Regions from separate parts of the Homo sapiens genome. Here region 2 is linked to region 1. Evidence: chromatin loops called from intact Hi-C (ENCODE). Cell type or tissue: PC-9. All regions are shown on one strand. Links, peaks and the distances in the headings refer to the core of each region. The heading gives the core; the rest is flanking DNA. Region 1 overlaps GALNT7 (polypeptide N-acetylgalactosaminyltransferase 7). Region 2 has its middle 94 kb from the start of GALNT7.

Region 1 (5,384 bases), core at 234-5,233:
ATTGTGTGTGAAAAATTGTCATCAATTAGTTTGGATGGTCACATAGAACCACCACATATTCCAAAAACAGAAACTAGGGCAAAGTACAAATACCTCTGCATATACATGATTCATATATGTATGTGTATGTATGATTTCTATATATTCTAAATATTTGTCTTAATGTTTTATGAGTAGTTTAAGGTTTTAGCTCTAGCTGAAATCTATGGATCAAGATACATAAAACAAAACTAAAAGGAAAGCTATAGCATTCCAATTAAATCAATGTTTTAAAAATAGCAACCATTTTATAAATTATAGCAATACATTCTAAATAGCTTGGTAGATATCAAAGAGAACCTTTAATATGGATAGAGAATAAGAAAACCTCACAAACACAATTCACCTTAGATAAAATTACAGTATAAGAATTAATATTTATTTTGGACTCAGGTAAGAGGAGAATTATCTGGCATATAAGGCATGAGTGTAAATGTAAAATATCTTTTTAAAAAATATTTCCCATAGACAAGCTTAAGAAAGATATTAACGATCTTACTAACATGTGCATAGCTCTTAGAATTTTCAAAGCACTTTTACATCTATCATCTCACTTTGTAATTGCAACTAAGATAGCTTTTCTACAAAACAGAAATGCAAAAGGTGTGTAAGTGGGAGAAAAGGTTAAATATTAGAAGCAAATGAATTCATTCAATAAGTCAAAATATTTAATTCATTTGTTTGAATCAGAATACCTCCGATTGTCTGCTTTGTTGGGCAGAAAAAAAGGGTAAGAATATTTCCAAGTGTTTGCATCAGCAGTTCACAGTAAAAGGAAATAAAATCCCAAACTTTATCAGAAGAAAATCTAACCTATCCACAAACAGAATTTTCTACTTCTTCCCATAAACAGGCTCCTTATCCTGACTGGCTCTGCATGAATTCATCTAAACCGGGCAGCAGACCAGTTCAGGTAAACGAGCTTTGGGCAGAGTGGACTGTTCTATCCTAACCAGCCTCTTTCTGTTAATGGCACCACTCCTCTTTGTGTTACTGAGCTTCAAAGCCTTGGATTTATCTTTGATTTCCCCTTCCACTCCATCACCTCCCAAGGCCTACTGCTTCTAACTCTTTTGTTCTCTTACACTGAATCTCCTTTTTCTGGTTCTATAACCTCCACTGGAGTTCCCACTCAAATGCCACTAACCCTCTAACAGGCCTCCACCCCCTAATCTACTCTAACACCTCTACTAGTTTGAAATCCCCAAAGTTCTCTTTATAAACCTTCAGTGGGTCTTCCCAAATACCAGATTCAATGTAGACTCTGTGAATGGCATGTAGTCTTCCAATGCCCTACTATCTTCCCAGCTGTATTTCCCTCCACATACCTCCAGATCCAAGTAAACCGCACTACATGCTCATGTCTTCTACTACATGTTCAAGTGCCCTCTTCCTGAAGGCACCCTACTCATCCTTCAGGGTCTTCCCTAGTATCCCCCTCAGAAAAGAAAACTATCTTTTACTTTTCTTTGAGATGGGCTCTCACTCTATCACTCAGGCTGGAGTGCAGTGGTGTGATCTCGGCTCACTGCAACCTCTGCCTCCTAGGCTCAAGGGATCCTCTCACCTCAGCCTCCCAAGTAGAAGAGACCAGAGGGATGCGCCAACACGCCCAGCTGATTTTTTTGTATTTTTGGTAGAGATGGGGTTTTACCATGTTGCCCAGGCTGGTCTCGAACTCCTGGACTCATGCGATCAGCCCACCTCAGCCTCTGAAAGTGCTGGGATTACAGGCATGAGCCACCATGCCTGGCAAAGTATCCTTTTCTGACTCCCCTGTAACTTGACCTCTCACTCCTCTGAACCACATTATTAAAATACCTTTCTAATGGTTCTTACATTCTGCCTTACATTATGGCATTCTTTCCTTTCTCCCTAGTGGTAGATGGTGAGCCCCTTGAAGGCAGGGACAGTGCATTACATATTAGAGATACTCAATATCTGTTGAACTGTGAAGAAAATCATATTTGTATTTTATAGAAAAAAGTGTGAAGGCAGGTGAAGTCATTCTTGGCTCAAGTCTTTAAAAAAGAAGCAGGCCTCCAGTTCACTCAAAATACTGTTACTCACCCTTTTAACACGCAATCAACAGCCAATAAATTACTCAGTCAGTGAATGTAATTCAAAGCTATCACATACAGAAGTGTGAGTCATGCCAGCAGCTGGACAGTTCTCTCCTGCTTCTAGGGAAGAGAACATTCATCTACAAAGACTACACAACAGCCGCAAGAACGAACAAGCTAACCACAGTGTCAGATGTCACAGCTGGACAAACAGCCCAAGCCTGGTCTCTAAGCTATGCAGGTGCCTCATTTCTATGACAGACAGAGGCAGGAGAACAAGGCTGTTAGGGCCTGTGTTCTGAAGCGGCAAAAAGCCAGCCACAGCAAGCCAGCTTCTGAGGGGCTCCAAGCACATTCCCCATGAGGGATGAGGATGAGGAAGGGTGCATCCTCATGTGCACAATATGGATGTGCGATATGTTTTCAATATGTTGCTAGTAAAAGCAGACAAGTGCTAATATGCATATTAGGTAATATGCAACACTTAGGCGATTTTTATTCATGGTTGGTTATTATTTTAGAGAAAAATTCCAAAGATTGTCCACATTCTAAAGTATAAATAATTTTACTTAGAAAAGTATGTTATACTCTACACTGAATTGTAAGTGTTCAAAAAGGAATGAAGCCTATCTCATTTTTTTTAAGTGGGAGAAAGAATCCAGTTTAAAAAATAATTTGGATTCAGTTTAAAAAAGTTTCTGGGATTTATTATATTTGGGCATTTTGAAATATTAAAAAATGACTTTTATCACTAGTATAGGATTTCAAAGAGAGGCTTAGGAGCATTTACTAAAATAGATTTGGGCCTTTTAATTTTACTGGAGACACAATATTTACAGAAATAATACACAAAAACATGCAATGTCCTATTTCTAGGCACTGCTCCAGTTGTGCCAGAGGAAAGAACACGGGACAGAACTGGCTATGCAAGGCATGGAAGAAGGAAAGAAAGGAGACAGGAAGGAAACTGCGGGGTGCAAGGAGGACTCAGAGATGCGAGGTTCCCATGGAAATCAGTGTGTCTGAAATTTTCAAAGGAAATGAAGGCTTTAGCATCATGGAAGGTACTAGTAGAAGCAAGAGGATGTAGACAAGGCAATGTGTGACATTTATGTTTTCCAAAAAGCAACAGAGCCTATCAAAGCTAAATAGTAACTGAAAACATTCGAATGTTGACAACAAGGTAAGGAAGAAAATACCATAGCAGTAAAAACAGCTAATAATACTCAGGTTTCTAACCAACAGGCTAATAAAAGACTTTTTGTAGTCAATTATGTCATTTTAATTCTAATGCTAATCCTGAGAGATTGGTATGGTTAGATCTGTCTTAACGTTTAGGTAACTGAGGGTTAGAGAGGACAAGTAACTGGTCAAAGATCTCACATCTAGTGATGGCATCAAGGTTTGAACCCTGGCTGATTTCATTCACACGTTCATTCATTCTCGACAGATATTTACCAACTGGGTACTACTACTGAGTTCCTACTTGTCAGTTACTAGGCTTACAAATAGGCATAGTTCTTGCTCTTAGGAACTTATCTAATGAGAAAGGCAGCCAATAAACAACTTAATAAACCAATATCTAATTATAAAATTTGATAGATACCATGAAGAAAATGGCTAAAGAGAAGTAATAGAGAATAAAGTGGGGCCTTAGCAAATTAGACAGCATGGTTAGAGAAGTGCAAGAGAGGCCTAAAGGATGGGAAGGAGCCAGCCCGTCATGGGAAGAAAGGAACAAGCATTCATGGAGGAGGGAAGAGCATATGCAGAAGACCTGAGACAGGCCAGCACAGCTGGACTATGTGGGCAAGAAGTATAGTAGCAAGAAGAGGTCTGCAAGGTGGGTAAGGGCCACAGCGTGGGGGCTGCTGCACGTTAGGAGTTTGGGTTTTAAGTGCAATGGGAAGGCACAGAATGGTTTTAGATTTGGGTTTCTAAAAGACCACACTGATTTCTGTCTGAAAAAAAAGACAGTAAGAGGCAAGAGTAGAAATGGAAAGACCAGTAACGAGACTTCTGCAGGATTCCAGGAGAGATGATGGTTGCATGGCCTCAGGTGGAGGTAGAGGAGAGGAAAGAAGCGGACCTCAGAAGTGATCTGGGCTACATTTTGGTGGCAGAACCAAGGGGCCTTGCTGATGGACTGGATGTGAGGGGTGAAGGGGAGGAAGGCACAGAGGATGTCTCTAAATCCTGTGCCCTGCTTTAAGCCTTGTACATCATTTAATTTTCTTATTTCTTATATTGAAAAGTTAGCTATATTTATATTGGTGTTTTAAGTGACATATTTTTAAATAAACAGTTTATGTGCTAAAATTTCTTGTTTCCACACTGTTAAGCTCACCCTCTGATTGTAACATCTGCACTGAGGTACACTACTCAGAGAGAGAGATATATACCTCAGGTGTGCAGTGATGGAGACAAAGGGGCTTTCACACCAAATCACCTAGGGGCGACTCACAGTTTTGCCATTCTTCTAGGTAAATGCAAAGAAGTCACAACTCTGTCTGAGCCTCAGACTTCACACACACAGGTAAGAGCTCTCTCACAGTTTGGTTGTGAGAATTCAATAACTTTATACTAAGTCCCAGCCTGCAGCAGAAAGTCCCTTCCCTTCTCCCTCATTACAGTGATGAAATGCCACCAGTCATTTCGCAAAGCACCTCTGTAACAGAGATGAGGGATCTGACTGAGTGCTGCACTGAGGATAACTGAGACACGTTCTAGACGAGGGACTCGAGATCCTGTTAGGGGTCCTAAAGGGTCCTCACATGGCAGCTGTAACTCTTTAACAACCATCTTTATCTCCTGACTAAGACTGCCAGATAAAACACAGAACACCGAGTTAAAATTGGATTTCAGGGAAATCCAATTTAAAAAAATTTTTAAGTATGTCCCATGCAATATTTGGAACATATACTAAATTTTTTAACCATTTATCTGAAATTCAAATTTAATTGGGCATCTTGTATTTTTATTTGCTAAATCTGGCAATGCTATCTATGACTAGGCAAGTCTCTACTGGGAATAAATTACTCTAAGATTCTTCCTTCACAGCCCTGGGAGATGCTCTGACTGTTCTCTGTATAAGAGGTTGTATCACTCACCATCACACTGCTGCACTTCCACTCCTACCTTCTTTGCACATTTCACTCATCTCTTCTCACTTTTACCAGTAAATGTACAGGAATGCTCAAAGTCTATTAAATGGCATTATATTGGACACAGGATTTTACTTAGCGGTCATAAAGAATGCTGGTGAATAGGTGTGAGTGTGTG
Region 2 (5,384 bases), core at 193-5,192, 180 kb after region 1:
AATTACAAAGATCATCACCTCACTTAATATTTACCTGATGAGAAGCTTACAGTGGCCTTTTTTGTTAGTTTTTTCCTATCCTGAAGAATGTTGAAATCATAGTAGGAAAAATAGCTTTAAAAACTGTTATACTTTGAGCCTATATTTTACTTAAATGCTGTTAAACTTTTATGAAAGCATTACAGGCATTACAGTAAAAACCAAAAGCCTTGGGAGGCTATTAATAATTTAGTGTCTTGAGTTCATGTGGGAATGTTAATCCCACTTACTAAAGAAGAGTTCAGTATGAGTCACTATGATTAAGACCTTGTAACTGTGGAGATGCAGAAGTGTGAAAGTATGCTATTATAGATATATTGAGTATAAAATCCAAATATACCAACTGAATAGATTGTGAATGTGCATCCCTGATTAATATTCCTTGAAGGTCTTACTTTAAAAGTTAAACTCCGCCTGTAATCCCAGCACTTTGGGAGGCCGAGGTGGGCAGATGACCTGAGGTCAGGAGTTTGAGACCAGTCTGGCTAACATGGTGAAACCCTGTTTCCACTAAAAATACAAAAAATTAGCCAGGTGTGGTGGTGCGTGCCTGTAATACCAGCTACTTGGGAGGCTGAAACAGGAGAATCGCTTGAACCTGGGAGGCAGAGGTTGCAGTGAGCCGAGATCATGCCATTGCACTCCAGCATGGGCAACAAGAGTGAAACTCCATCTCAAAAAAAAAAAAAAGTGGAATGTTATCCAAACATTCCACTTTTTTGGTGCTTCTGAGACTATCTGATAGGCCTATAATAGCAGCTTTAACTATCTTAGGGTTGAGCTAGCTAAACCAAAAATGTGATCTTTCAAATACCCAATAGTGTTTATAATTTAAAAGAAATGATGGTATCATTCCATAAACTTTTCACAGAGTAAAAAGGATAGACTTGGAAGAGCAAGGGCAGATGGTCTGGAGAAATGGAAGCATAGATTTTGAGGTTGCCTTGGGGATAGTTGTGCATTTTTGCATACCACATATGCCTCTGAGAATAGAGAGAGGGTTGGGGTTCTCCTTGCTCTTCAATGCTGTTTTTGGGTAGCTTCCACAGTCTTGTTGAAAATTGTGCTTCATTGAGGCATGTGCCTTTTGGCCTTTCTTCCTTCCAGTTTTTATGACTGTCCTTTTACTCCTCACTTATTTATTAATGAACTTTATGCTGGTCTAATAGTGATTCTCTCACCCAATTCCTGATATCATATATAAATACATAACCTGGCCGGATGCAATAGCTCATGCCTGTAATCCCAGCACTTTGGGAGGCTGAGGCGGGCAGTTCACCTGAGGTCAGGAGTTTGAGACCAACCTAGCCAACATGGCAAAACCCCGTCTCTACTAAAAGTACGAAAATTAGTCGGGTGTGGTGGCGGGTGCCTGTAGTCCTAGCTACTCGGGAGGCTGAGGTGGGAGAATCGCTTAAACCTGAGAGGGGGAGGTTGCAGTGAGCCGAGATGGCACCACTGCACTGCAGCCTGAGTGACAGAACACCTTTAAGATGCTGGATGTCACTGCAAATGCCTGCACTTTTGGCTGGTCTCTTTCTTGGTGCCTTGATACTTTAATCACATTATATATTTAAAAAGCAAAAGGAAACAAAACAAAACAAGGCCTAAGAGAGGGGATCATGCCTAAATTGGCAGGTCCTAAAACACTTCTCCTCATCCTTTGGAGCTCAGGTTAAATGTCATTTCCTCAAGAAAACTTTTCTTGTATCTGTGGGACTATGCCAAGTCCTCCACTCTATGCTTCCAAATTCATGAGACTGTTTAATTAATATCTGACTTTTCTACCAGAATGTCAACTCCGATAAGGCAGAAACTGTACCTGTAAGGCTCACCATTGTGACTCCAGAGGTCTGTACAGTGTTGTCTTAGGCTGGGTGCTTGATAAATAATGGTTGAGTGAACAAATAAATGAGTGAATTAATGAAAGAGTTTATTATCTACCTGTCTAACTAGTAGTCTTAGAAATCTGGAATGGAAGCCAGGCATGGTGGCACATGCCTGTAATCCCAGCTACTTGGGAGACTGAGGTGGGAGGATCACTTGAGCCCAAAAGTTGGAGACCAACCTGGACAACATAGCAAGATTACAATACCCTGTCTCCAAGATTACAATACCCTGTCTCAAAAAAAAAAAAAAAAAAAAAGAAAGGAAGGAAAAAAGAAAGAATCGTCATCTGAAAATCATTCTAATTTCCTGATAATAGCTGATTTATACTTAAAAATATTTTTTTCAGCTTTTGGAGAAATCCAGAACACCCAAAGAGAGAAAATAGCATTAAAGTAGAGATAATTTCTTTGACAATATGACTATTAAACATAATTATTAAAAAGTGTTTTTTCTCTTTCATTCCTTTTCTGTTAGTGATATATGTTAGAGGTGCTTACAGCAAGAGCGTTAAACCCCGTGTGTGTGTGTGTGCACGCTGCATGTGTGTGCTGTGTGTGTGTGTGTGTGTGTGTGTGTGTTTGATGCAGTCCTTTTCAGAGTCCATTTGTAACATAGTCTGGGCTTGGTGGTTGTGGTCACTGTTTGCAAAATCTGCTGCTCTGTGTCTTTTCTCCCTGCATTCACAATGACTCACTTTCTCCCAGGTGCTGAGATTGCTTCACAGCAGGGCATGCTTATTGCCACATGGCCTGATTTTGTGCTTAATGTTCCCTCCATGCATCTTGTTCTGTTTCTGCTCTCTGCTTGACAAATGCCTACTCAGCTGGCCACCCCTTAAAAAATGGGCTGCCTTAAGCATGACAGCAGGGCTTCTGAATAAGCTGCATTCCAGACTGGTGCTGAAGACCTTGCCCATCCATCTGCTTTAGGGAAGAAAAGTGCAAATTTAAACCTGACCTTGAATTCCTAAGTGGCATTTTGAGAGTAAACAAAATGACTAGGTATTTTTGCAGCATATAAACTCTCTCACAAATACCAGTCAGACAATTTATTTAATGAGTTTTTACATCACCCAGTCCAGCCTTGTATCTTTACCCTGTATACAGCACTCAGCACCACACCTATGTTGTGAAAATTCACCTTGGCTAGTTTTAAATTGTGCTTTACCACCTGCTTCTGCTCATAATTCCTGGTTCATTTCCCTTTTAAGAAATCTCCCTTTCGGCCCTTGCATTTGACATACCTGCTTTGGTTATTCTTTTGCTAACAACTTGGATTCCTTATTTAAGAGAGTCTCTCTCTCTTTTGTTTATGCTGCTTTCATCTGTGCTGGGTAATTAATTGCCTCACTGGCTGGAACTACTTTTTGTATAGATGCTACTGACTGCTGCCTCAACTGGGTTCCACCCAGTCCCCTAAACCTAGAGGACTCAGAGAAATGCCAGGCCAGATTAGTTTTATTTATCTTTCAAGAAAATTTTTAAACAAAACACAATTTTCTTGGTGGTTGACAATTTAGGACGAATGAGTTTTGAGTGTGAGTAAATCTAGGATGTTCACTGTACAATGAAAGACTGTGAGCTGTCATGATTTTATTTTTAGAGCTGGTGAGTCCTATATTGCAAATAAGAACGTGCATATTCAAACGTTTGTATGAAAATGTTAATTTTTAGGAAGGTTTGTTGTTGTTGTTGTTATTTAAGTAGATGGGTGATGTGCTTAAATTTTAATGAGTTGAAAAATTGTCTGACCACTTCGATGTTGAAGGTCCATCGAGGTGACCTCACCTATGACCCATTTTTTAGTGCTCCTTGCCCTGGTTATAATCTGTGACTCTCTTTAACCACTCCTGTTTTGATTAAGGAAATAAAGACTGTTTCCCATATTTTGCTACTGAGTATATTCTTATGTCGACTTTGCCACTCACATTGTCATTTCCATTGCCATAAGGGTATCTGTCAAAGCAGAGGTTGTTTTGTAACTTCTCGTAATAAGGAGAACCTTATACCCGATTGGTGGCTTTTTTGATACACGAATTGTTCTCAAGATTGTCCTGAAATGCCTTGTTTGTTGTCATTCTAGTTAGACAAGTAATCAGCCTTGAGCTGCACAGTATTTTAACTAAGACATTTGGTTTTTTTCCCTTTTCTTTCTTTCTTTTTTTCCCCTCTCGGGTGTTTAGAACTACAAGAGATTTGTTTTTCTAATTGCTTAGTTGCAGTTAGGTGGAACCTACATATTATTTTTTTTTCTGCTGCAGAATTTTTATCATGTGGAATTAAGCAAGTACCTTGCCTTAGTCCATTTTTTCTTGCTTATAACAGAATACCTGAAACTGGGTAATTTATTTTAAAAAATGCTTTTATTTCTTACAGTTCTGGAGGCTGAGGAGCCCCAGGTTGAGGGGCTTCATCTGGTGAGAGCCTTCTTGCTGGTGGAGACTCTGAAGAGTCCCGAAGTGGTGTGGGGAAACATATGGTAAGGACTGAACATGTTTGTTCAGGTCTCTCTTTCTCTTTCTATAAAACCACTGGTCCCCACCCACAATAGCTTATTAATTCATTAACATATTAATCCATAATGTGACATTATGGTGGCTTTATAATTAGGGGGATTATAAACTTATTCCCCAATGTGACATTATAGAGAGGTGGGGCCTTTAAAAGGTGGTTGAATCACAAGGACAGACCAATAGAGCATGGGTTAATGGGTCTGTCCTCATGATTCAACCACCTTTTAAAGGCCCCACCTCTCAATAATGTCACATTGGGGATTAAGTTTCAACATGACTTTTGAAGGGACATTCAAACCACAGCATAACCATTAAATATACCCACGAAATAGCTTTTAAAAATTTGACTGTGACCTAGCATTTACAAATGCTTAATTAAATATTTTTATAAAATTACACATTATGAATAGTTCCCTCTCCTTTAACTTCAGGTACAGCTTAATTGTGAAAACAGGGTGGGTGCTATTAGAAGCCCATGGTCCTATAGATGTTCTTAATATTCAGCTCTAACATTCGAATATCCTTTAGATTGATAGCATTTAGGGGCATTTAGTTTGAGTTCAATGAGGTTAGAATTACAGAAAAAACATAAAATTTTTACTCACTAATCAATTCAGAAACTGCATATTTTAGATCCCTCTGGAGAATTAATTAAATATTCAGTTATTTTGAAACTGAATTGGTGAAGGGGTAATTTGATTAAATAACACTTTTGCTGTAAGAGACACTCTAAAACTTCAGTCTAGAATACATCATGTAGGAGGAGGTGTAACAAGCAGTCTCTCACCTTCAGGTTTCTGAGTTTCTCCAGATGTCTCCTGTGCTCATTTCTTCCTCTGGTAATTATATTAGTGTTTGGGAAAAGATCTGGTGGAGAGGATATAGAGCTGTACACAGCATGATGACATTGTCAGGGTGGAAATTTCACAGACAAGACTTTAGT

Evidence for each region. Hi-C counts contacts between places; a loop is a spot of excess contacts. Peaks named below come from ENCODE experiments on the same cell type or tissue, not always from the same donor. Only the 100,000 strongest peaks of a DNase experiment are listed, where the experiment ranks them.
Region 2: it touches region 1 in a loop (9-fold over the local background); 1 of 110 quality-filtered maps calls a loop at or near these places.

What each region holds. Positions count from the first base shown.
Region 1 is chr4:173,249,328-173,254,711 of GRCh38, reverse strand. The region is part of intron 2 of GALNT7 (polypeptide N-acetylgalactosaminyltransferase 7); the gene reads right to left. Among named protein-coding and RNA genes, the nearest start is that of MIR548T, 16 kb to the left of the region's middle. In PC-9, for the core only: no CTCF peak of the experiment used is centred there; a DNase peak (open chromatin) is centred at 2,211; H3K27ac peaks cover 1,542 bases.
Region 2 is chr4:173,071,971-173,077,354 of GRCh38, reverse strand. No RefSeq gene overlaps it. Among named protein-coding and RNA genes, the nearest start is that of GALNT7, 94 kb to the left of the region's middle. RefSeq lists enhancers at 1,983-2,781, 2,782-3,580. In PC-9, for the core only: no CTCF peak of the experiment used is centred there; a DNase peak (open chromatin) is centred at 2,834; H3K4me3 peaks cover 382 bases; H3K27ac peaks cover 2,256 bases.